Linked DNA regions of Mus musculus: region 1 is linked to region 2. Evidence: chromatin contacts called from ENCODE Hi-C or POLR2A ChIA-PET data. All regions are on one chromosome and are shown on one strand. The core of a region is the stretch at or near the end of the contact, and the rest is flanking DNA. Distances in the headings are between cores, read along the strand shown. Region 1 holds the start of Aco2 (aconitase 2, mitochondrial). Region 2 has its middle 23 kb from the start of Tob2.

What was found. A loop is a pair of places that touch in the nucleus more often than their neighbours do. ChIA-PET counts read pairs that join two places held with the same protein, here RNA polymerase II (POLR2A).
Region 1: a map of gastrocnemius shows a loop between it and region 2 (2.8-fold over the local background). The contact joins the promoter of Aco2 here to the enhancer-like site in region 2. A Hi-C loop is called at or near these places in 4 of 37 maps with a recorded cell type or tissue (gastrocnemius and heart). POLR2A ChIA-PET finds 5 or more read pairs at or near these places in 4 of 5 experiments (Patski and embryonic stem cell).

The regions. Positions count from the first base shown.
Region 1 is chr15:81,871,020-81,874,548 of GRCm38, forward strand. Aco2 (aconitase 2, mitochondrial) reads left to right here and starts at 1,444. Exons shown (of 18, transcript NM_080633.2): 1 at 1,444-1,529. The coding sequence starts at 1,494. Phf5a (PHD finger protein 5A) reads right to left here and starts at 873. Exons shown (of 4, transcript NM_026737.3): 1 at 794-873; 2 at 147-170. The coding sequence starts at 845.
Region 2 is chr15:81,833,354-81,836,794 of GRCm38, forward strand. No RefSeq gene overlaps it. Among named protein-coding and RNA genes, the nearest start is that of Tob2, 23 kb to the right of the region's middle. Within about 2 kb of position 1,430, at least 2 of the 3 ENCODE cell types and tissues checked have a DNase peak (open chromatin) inside an H3K27ac peak, as active enhancers do; they include gastrocnemius and heart, where a contact is called at or near this core.

The DNA of each region.
Region 1 (3,529 bases), core at 194-2,693, 38 kb after region 2:
AGTTCCTGGACAGCCAGGGCTATACAGAGAAACCCTGTCTTAAAACACCCCCCCCCCCAAAAAAAGACTTCTTTGCTGTTCCACTGGAATTGACGACTCTTCAAAGAGTAAAGGTGTCAAGGCCTGAGAGGGCGTGTTCGGCTTACATTTTTCACACAGTCTTCCGATAGCTGCAAGGTCAAAGATAGTAAAACATCGTTAAAATTAAGGTTGTGAGGTAGCAAGCAAAGTTTTTCGTCAAACTGAGTATAGAGGATGGCGAAGGTAGCAATGATTACAGTCAACCGTACAGGATCGTGGTCACATTCTCCTTTCCTCCCTCTCCACTGTCCCCCACCCCCTACTTTTTTGTGATAGAATCCCACTGTGTAGCTTGAGTTAGCTTTTAAGCTCTAGCCAGGCTCGAACTCGCAGCAATCTTCCAGCCTTCTGCCTCCCAGGTGCTGGGATTACAGACAAGAGTTCCCGGCCCACGACCCTAAATTTTGCTTTACACCAAAGGCCATGTCAAAAATAAAAAAAATGTCTGGAACCCCCCAAAATTCAAAGTATTCTAGACCGGCTTCTCCAGACCTGGCACAGAGGATCCCGCCAGCCTTAGACTCCCGGATGCGCGCTGCTGCCCTCTTCTAAGATGCCACAAGCCGGTGAGCGCTGCTAGAATACCCAGGCACCGTAAGGCGCGAAACGTGGACACGGCAAACCAGAGCCCTAAAGAGGAGGCTGAAGTCCCTAGTCCCCCACTTTCTAATCCCATCCCACTCAACCAAAAGGGAGCACGTCCCCAACTCACCCACACCAGCCTGCTTGCGGCAGAAAATCAAATCTGGATGATGTTTAGCCATAACTCTTTTTCCAAGCCGGCGGCCGGAAGCTTAGGGAACTTCCGCCCGACCTTTAACCTACGGCGTGCTTACTTCCGTTCCTCCGTGATTGGCCATTAAGCTGTCCGTCAGCCTTTAGCCTCGGGGGGTGGGGGGGGGCACCAAAACCGGCTAGATCTCGCGAGAGTTTCCTCGCTAGGTCCTTGCAGGTGCACCAAAGGTTTTTGAATAAAATTCTCTTTACTTCCAGATTTGAACTCATAAACTGAAGTTTGTTCTTGGGTAAAAATTCTACATATGTTGCATTCTGTGTTGGGGATTGACGCCAGGGCTTCTTGCATGCTTCCGCCAAGTATGTTGATTTGGGGATATTCTCTTTCCTGGATGACCTTGAACTCCTGCCTCCCCTCCAGCTTCCACACCCAAGGGCAAAGGTGACAAGGTTGCGCCGAACGCCGAGTTGGCAGTTTCCCCGCATCTTTGCTTTCCACGCCGGGTTTCCGTCATGTAAGCCCCGCCCACTGTGCTATCTGCACTCTTGGCTGCGGGAGGAGGCCCCACCCTCGCGGTTGACTCGTCTCTCTGTAAGCCCCGCCCCCTTCGATGCTTTTTTAAGGGCGCCATTTGTCACGTCACTTTCATGCGACCTCATCTTTGTCAGTGCACAAAATGGCGCCTTACAGCCTCCTGGTCACCCGGCTGCAGGTAAGCGAGCCCAGAGACGTGGGTTTACGGGGGCGGGGAGCCTCCTGCCTTGCCCGCGGCTGTAGGCGAGGCCAGGCGAGGCGGGCTCGATTCGCGGCTGACGTTCCGTGCACCTGTCGCGGTTGCAGGCCCAGCGCCCTTGTGGGTTCCTGCGTTGTCCTAGGTCAAGGCGTCCCTGGCACAGGCTGTTCGCAGTTCCCATCCCCGCCCGCCGGCAAGCTTGGGTTTAAGCAGCGGCAGCCTGGTCCAGGGTGGAGGCACTCCTTTTTTTCTGAGGGTGGAATCCATGCTCCCCCAGGGTGGTTTTCTGTTCCTCAAGGTGATGACAAGGTGATTGGGGGGCGCGGTGGTTGTGGGTTCCTCTAAAGCCGGGTGCTTGAAGCCTTCACTTCCCACCAGTAGCAGAGACTCGTCGCCTCATTTATCCGTGGTTGCCGGGCATGGAGTTTGCAGAAGCTATATCCACTACTACCCTTTGAGGAGACTCGGGGTCATAGACACAAGAAGGACTATTCTGGGCCCCACCATAATAAATAGTCACGATAAGAGTGCTTTCTCACCTTTGCAGCAGATGTCAAGGCTGTTTACTAATGTTACAGATGTTTTATCTGACGACATAGATGTGAGATAATTTTTCCCCCAACTTGGTAGGTGGAAAAACTGGAAGATATAGACAAAGTAGTGGCTTTCATGGTGTCACTAAAGGATCATAGCCTGAGCAGTGACCCTGCAGACCCTCTCTTCTTGTTGTTCATGGCAGCTAATATCACAGAACTTTCTGAATCAGGGTGTGATCGTTTGTATTTGTCAGAATACAGAATCAAATATTTTGAAGTCACCGATAGTTGCTTTCCAGATACTAGGTGGAAAGATGAGAAGAGTGAACAGTTTGACCTTGACTGTTATGAGACGTCTAGAAAATTGACTATGCCTGTCAGATGGTTTCCCACTACTAACCTTACAGCCCTAGAAACGTATAATGTTTACTGTAAAGAATGTATTTTGTTCATAAAAAGAAATCCATAAAATAACTGTAGACATTTTCTGGCAACCTTTCATGATTACTTTTGTGAATTTGTTTTGGATCAACTTGGAACATAGAATTAATAATTTTTAAAAATTATGTGCCTTACTCCCAGGAGGCATTATCATTTGAAGTTTTCTTTATCAAATTACTTAAAATCAAACTGCAAAATCAAACTCATTTATCTGAACAAATCATTTAACTTTTGGCCAATGAAAGGGATTTGCAGCTAAATTATCTCTGGTTCTTTTGATTCTTTAGACAGTACGATGAGTTCTGTCCTGACCCCACTGTCCTATGATTTAGTGGAGTCAGGCAAAGACTATTTAATAGGATACATGACCTTTGAGTTTGTAAGAAAAGAATTATGTCACATTTGGACCTTAGAAAGTGAGTGTTAGAATGGTGTAGAAAGAGATCTGGGCTATAGTTCGTGTCCTTCCATGATCCATGACCTTGTACCCATAACTTTCTAAGTTCTTTTTCTATCAGTTGTGGATTGTTTTCATTAAACAAGGCTTATTGAGCATTTAATTATGAGGAATTAGAATGTGTTTACAATGATGTAGTTTAACTTCTTTTAAATGTGGAGAATCTAAGACCTTGAGAGCTTGGATGACTGCTGTAGTCAGGATTAAAATCAGAGTCTCCTCATGTGTTCATTCAGCTAAGGTGAGTGAGTAGTACTCTGATCCTTTCAATGTACCGGTGCATCCAAATCCACCCTGTCTCAGGCAATGTCTGCTGACTCTGTACTCTGAGAACATCTTTCATTTACCTCTTCTGTGCTGCGTGCATCTCAGAAGCTGTATTTACTACTTAATAGCTCTGTCTGATCAATCTCTAGCATGCACTAATTACTTCATAAACATTTGTGGCTTTTTCTTTTCTTTTTCTTGTTTTGTTTTTGTTTTTGAGACTGGTCTTACTGTGTAGCTTATGCCAGCCTTGTCTTTTTGATTCTCCTGCCTCAGCT
Region 2 (3,441 bases), core at 180-2,679:
GGGAGATGAAAGGGAGTGGGCTGTTAGCAGGAGGTAGAAAGGTTCCCAGAGTTTTGGGGACTCTAAGCATATATAGGGCTCTGTAGTTCTCAGAGCATCCTGAACCATTTGCCAGAAGTGAGTCCTCAGGGGTATGTAGAGCCTGAGGCCCTCATCCTTCGCACGAAGTGTCAAGGCTACTCCCCTGACCCCAGATGTCTCCTGGAGGCCCTGTCAGCATTGTACTCTCCTTCATATCCCCATAACCTCTAGACTTCTAAGCCTTGGGGACAAGGACCAGGTTGGAGTCCCAGGATCCACAACTGGACTGTTAAAGTTTCCCAGCAGTGTTTACAGAGAGACAAAGAAGCTGGCGCTGTCCAAACACTCCTAGTTGTCAGGACATAAGCTTGGTGTTTCTCGGGTGTGTTCCCAAGCAGTCTTTCCCAGCCCCTCTGGAACTACATTTTGGTAACTCCACTGTGCAAGTAACAGTGGCACAGAGCAGTCCAGCTGAGAAATGCCATGGGCAGGATTCACACTGAGGTCTGTCTAGGTCCAGAGTCTATGCCTTACCTTCTTGCTGCTCTAAATTGAACTGTTAAGAGGCAATGGTGGATCAAACCTTTGATCCCAGCACTCAGGAGGCAGAGGCAAGTGGATGTCTGTGAGTTGGAGGCCAGCCTGGTCTACACAGCTAGGTCCTTATCTTTAAAAAAAACAAAAAGAAAACCAAAGTCAGCTTGGGTAGCTGCTCCAAGAGAGCCTCCCTGATGACTGTCAGCCCTGGCCTTGGGATCTCGGATTCCCCTCTACTCTCTGGGTTTTAGGTTCCTCCTGGAGACTCAAGCAGCTCCTTCTCATGAGACCCATCTGTTTACCTGGGCAGGCCTGGATTTTGTGACTACAAACACTGAGCACTGGCCTGGCTTCCCCATGGCCTCTCAGGAGCCTGAAGGGTGCCTGCCAAGCCTACGTACTAATTTGAGATGTTGGGAACAGGACAGGGAGTGTGAGGTGGGGTAAGCTGAGGGGAGGGTGGGGAGCTGGCCAAGGTCTGAGAGTTTAAAAATACATCCTGTCAGCTAGAGCCTGGTCTCCTAGGGCCTAGTGACATCACAGGGGCACAGGATGTCCCTGGCAGAGGCTGGAAATAGCAGAGAGGGGACATGGCAGGGGGAGGAGCTGAGGGGCTTCTGAGCTACCCCTTTCTGTGCCTGGAAGCTGTGTTTGCAGACATCACCTGTCTAGGGTCAAAAGGGGTCACCAGTCACATTCCTCAAGAGATTCCGAACTGCATCTGAAAAAAAAAATGGGGACCAGGGAGATTGTGCCTGAGACCCCACTTGGAGAGAGATGGGAGTCCCTGGACACAAGCTAGCGAGTCTGGCTTAGCATTTGTGATCCTGGAAGTCTGCTGGGCATGGGTGAGAGGAGCATTAGTTGGCAGAGAGCCTCCCTCCCCTCAGTGGAGGGCTGAGGCAGACTCCCAGAGCAGATGCTCATTCAGCCTTTGATGTGACTGATGGGCTATCAGAGCCACACACCCCCCCCAACCCCCCCAACCCCCCCCCCCCGTCCCCCGTCCCTGCTCCTCACTCCCAGCAGCAGGAGCGGCTAGGTCGGGAGTAGCGCTGTCAATGTTATAGATGACACCAAGACCCAGGGTGGACAGAGTGGCCTGCTCCAAGCCAGACCCCCAAGCACATCACGGATGGCTAGGATGGGATCTGGCCTTCCTAGTTCAGTAGCTAGTGAGAAAGGAACCAGCTCTATCGCCAAGATGGACCTTAGGGGTGAGAAAGAGGCTGGAGTTCACCTCTCCCTCTTCCCCTCCTGCCCCTGCTGTGCTCTGAACAAAGTCCAGCCCATCATCTGACCAAGATTCTCCTCAGGGCAGCCTCCTCTCTCTTGAATCTGCACCCATAAGCCTCAGCCTCACCAGGAGCTCCCAGATCTCTGAAGTGATTGCTGATTCAGGCCTCTGAACAGTTACTTGTACTGCCTCTGCTGTGTGGCTTGACCTCACCTGTCTCTGCCCAGGAACCTTCTAGCAGGCTTTAGCCCTGAGCCACCACTGCGCCGTCAGACCACAGTCATGATAATGGCAGTGATTATTGCTATGGTTTTTCTCTTCCTGGGCCAACCTTTTCTTAATAGCTGTACCCTCATTTTTATTCATCTCTCCAATCCTGGTGTCAATGTCTAACCAATGCCAGGATAAAGGAATTAAATTGGGTCTTGAGTCCGCCGCATTCTGGAACGGGCTTTGTTCGAGTCTCATGTCCTCTCCAAACCTGATAAATGGGGGCAAGGTCCAGGTCCAGGCTGGGGTTGGCTGTATCTAGTAGTAAGCATTAAAGGGCTGGGGACTGAAAGGTCAAGACTGGCTGTTCCTGGCCCCATCTGTCCTCCATCTATCTATCACATGCTCTCTGCCCCGACTTTCCACCCACCTCATAAAATCAATGCAGCCTCAATCCCCGGCCTGCCCCTCCTACCTGACTTGGTTCCCAAACTTTATAAACTCTGGGGAGAGTTTATAAAGAGACAGTTTGGAGAGAGACACTTTGGAGGTAAACAGACTCTCGTGGGTTCAGTGGCCAGCCTGGGATGTCTAACGACTGACTGTTAGAAAACAAAGCAAAATCAAACCAAACTCTGAGAACCCAGAACCTCAGCTTTTGCTAAGGTGACCCGTGTATAAGTGCGCGCGCTGAGGTTTCGGGGTGGGGTGGGGGGTGACTGTTGTGGAAACCTGGATCCAGCAGTGTTGAGCAGCCTTGCAGTGACTGCAACCCTGCTTTAGGGGCGCCTCCCTGGGGCAGCACAGAAGTAGAGGACGATGCCCTGATCAAGAGAGAAAATGCAGTCTGTAATCCGCCACGGTCTTGCCCCACCCCACCCCCACCCCCACTTCCTTCTTTTCCAGGAGTGAGGGTCTGTGCCAGCCCTGGCACCCGCAGAACCGGCTCTAGGCTGCAGGGCCCAGATAAATATCCTCAAGGCGGATCTCATCCTCATCGCAAGGAGGCCGCAGGAATCGAACTGTGGCCTGGCAGGGAGTGGGGGTGGGGCGTGGAGCTGAGGCCGAGGACCTCATGCGCAGGTACTCCTGAAACACCGACTCCACTCCTCTGTCCTAGCATCCCAGCTACCCTCCTCCCTCCCTAAATCCCTACTCATGCTCCTCCCTCTTCAGGCCCTGGACACGGAGGCCAGCACGGCGGGCGCCGAGGGGGCTGTGTAGTCACGCGCAGGGAACAGCAGGCTATTCATAGGAGGACGTCCCCGCCTGCCCGGCCCTCGACTCGCCTTACATAACCCTCCTTTCCTTCTTCCTCCTGTGCGCTCTGCGGGGCGGGGGAGTAGCGCTGGGAGCCTCCTGCTTTCTCTGACAGCCCCCAGGGAAGTGAAGCACACCCCGCGCCAATGGGCGTGGTTGGCCAGGTCCACAGAGGT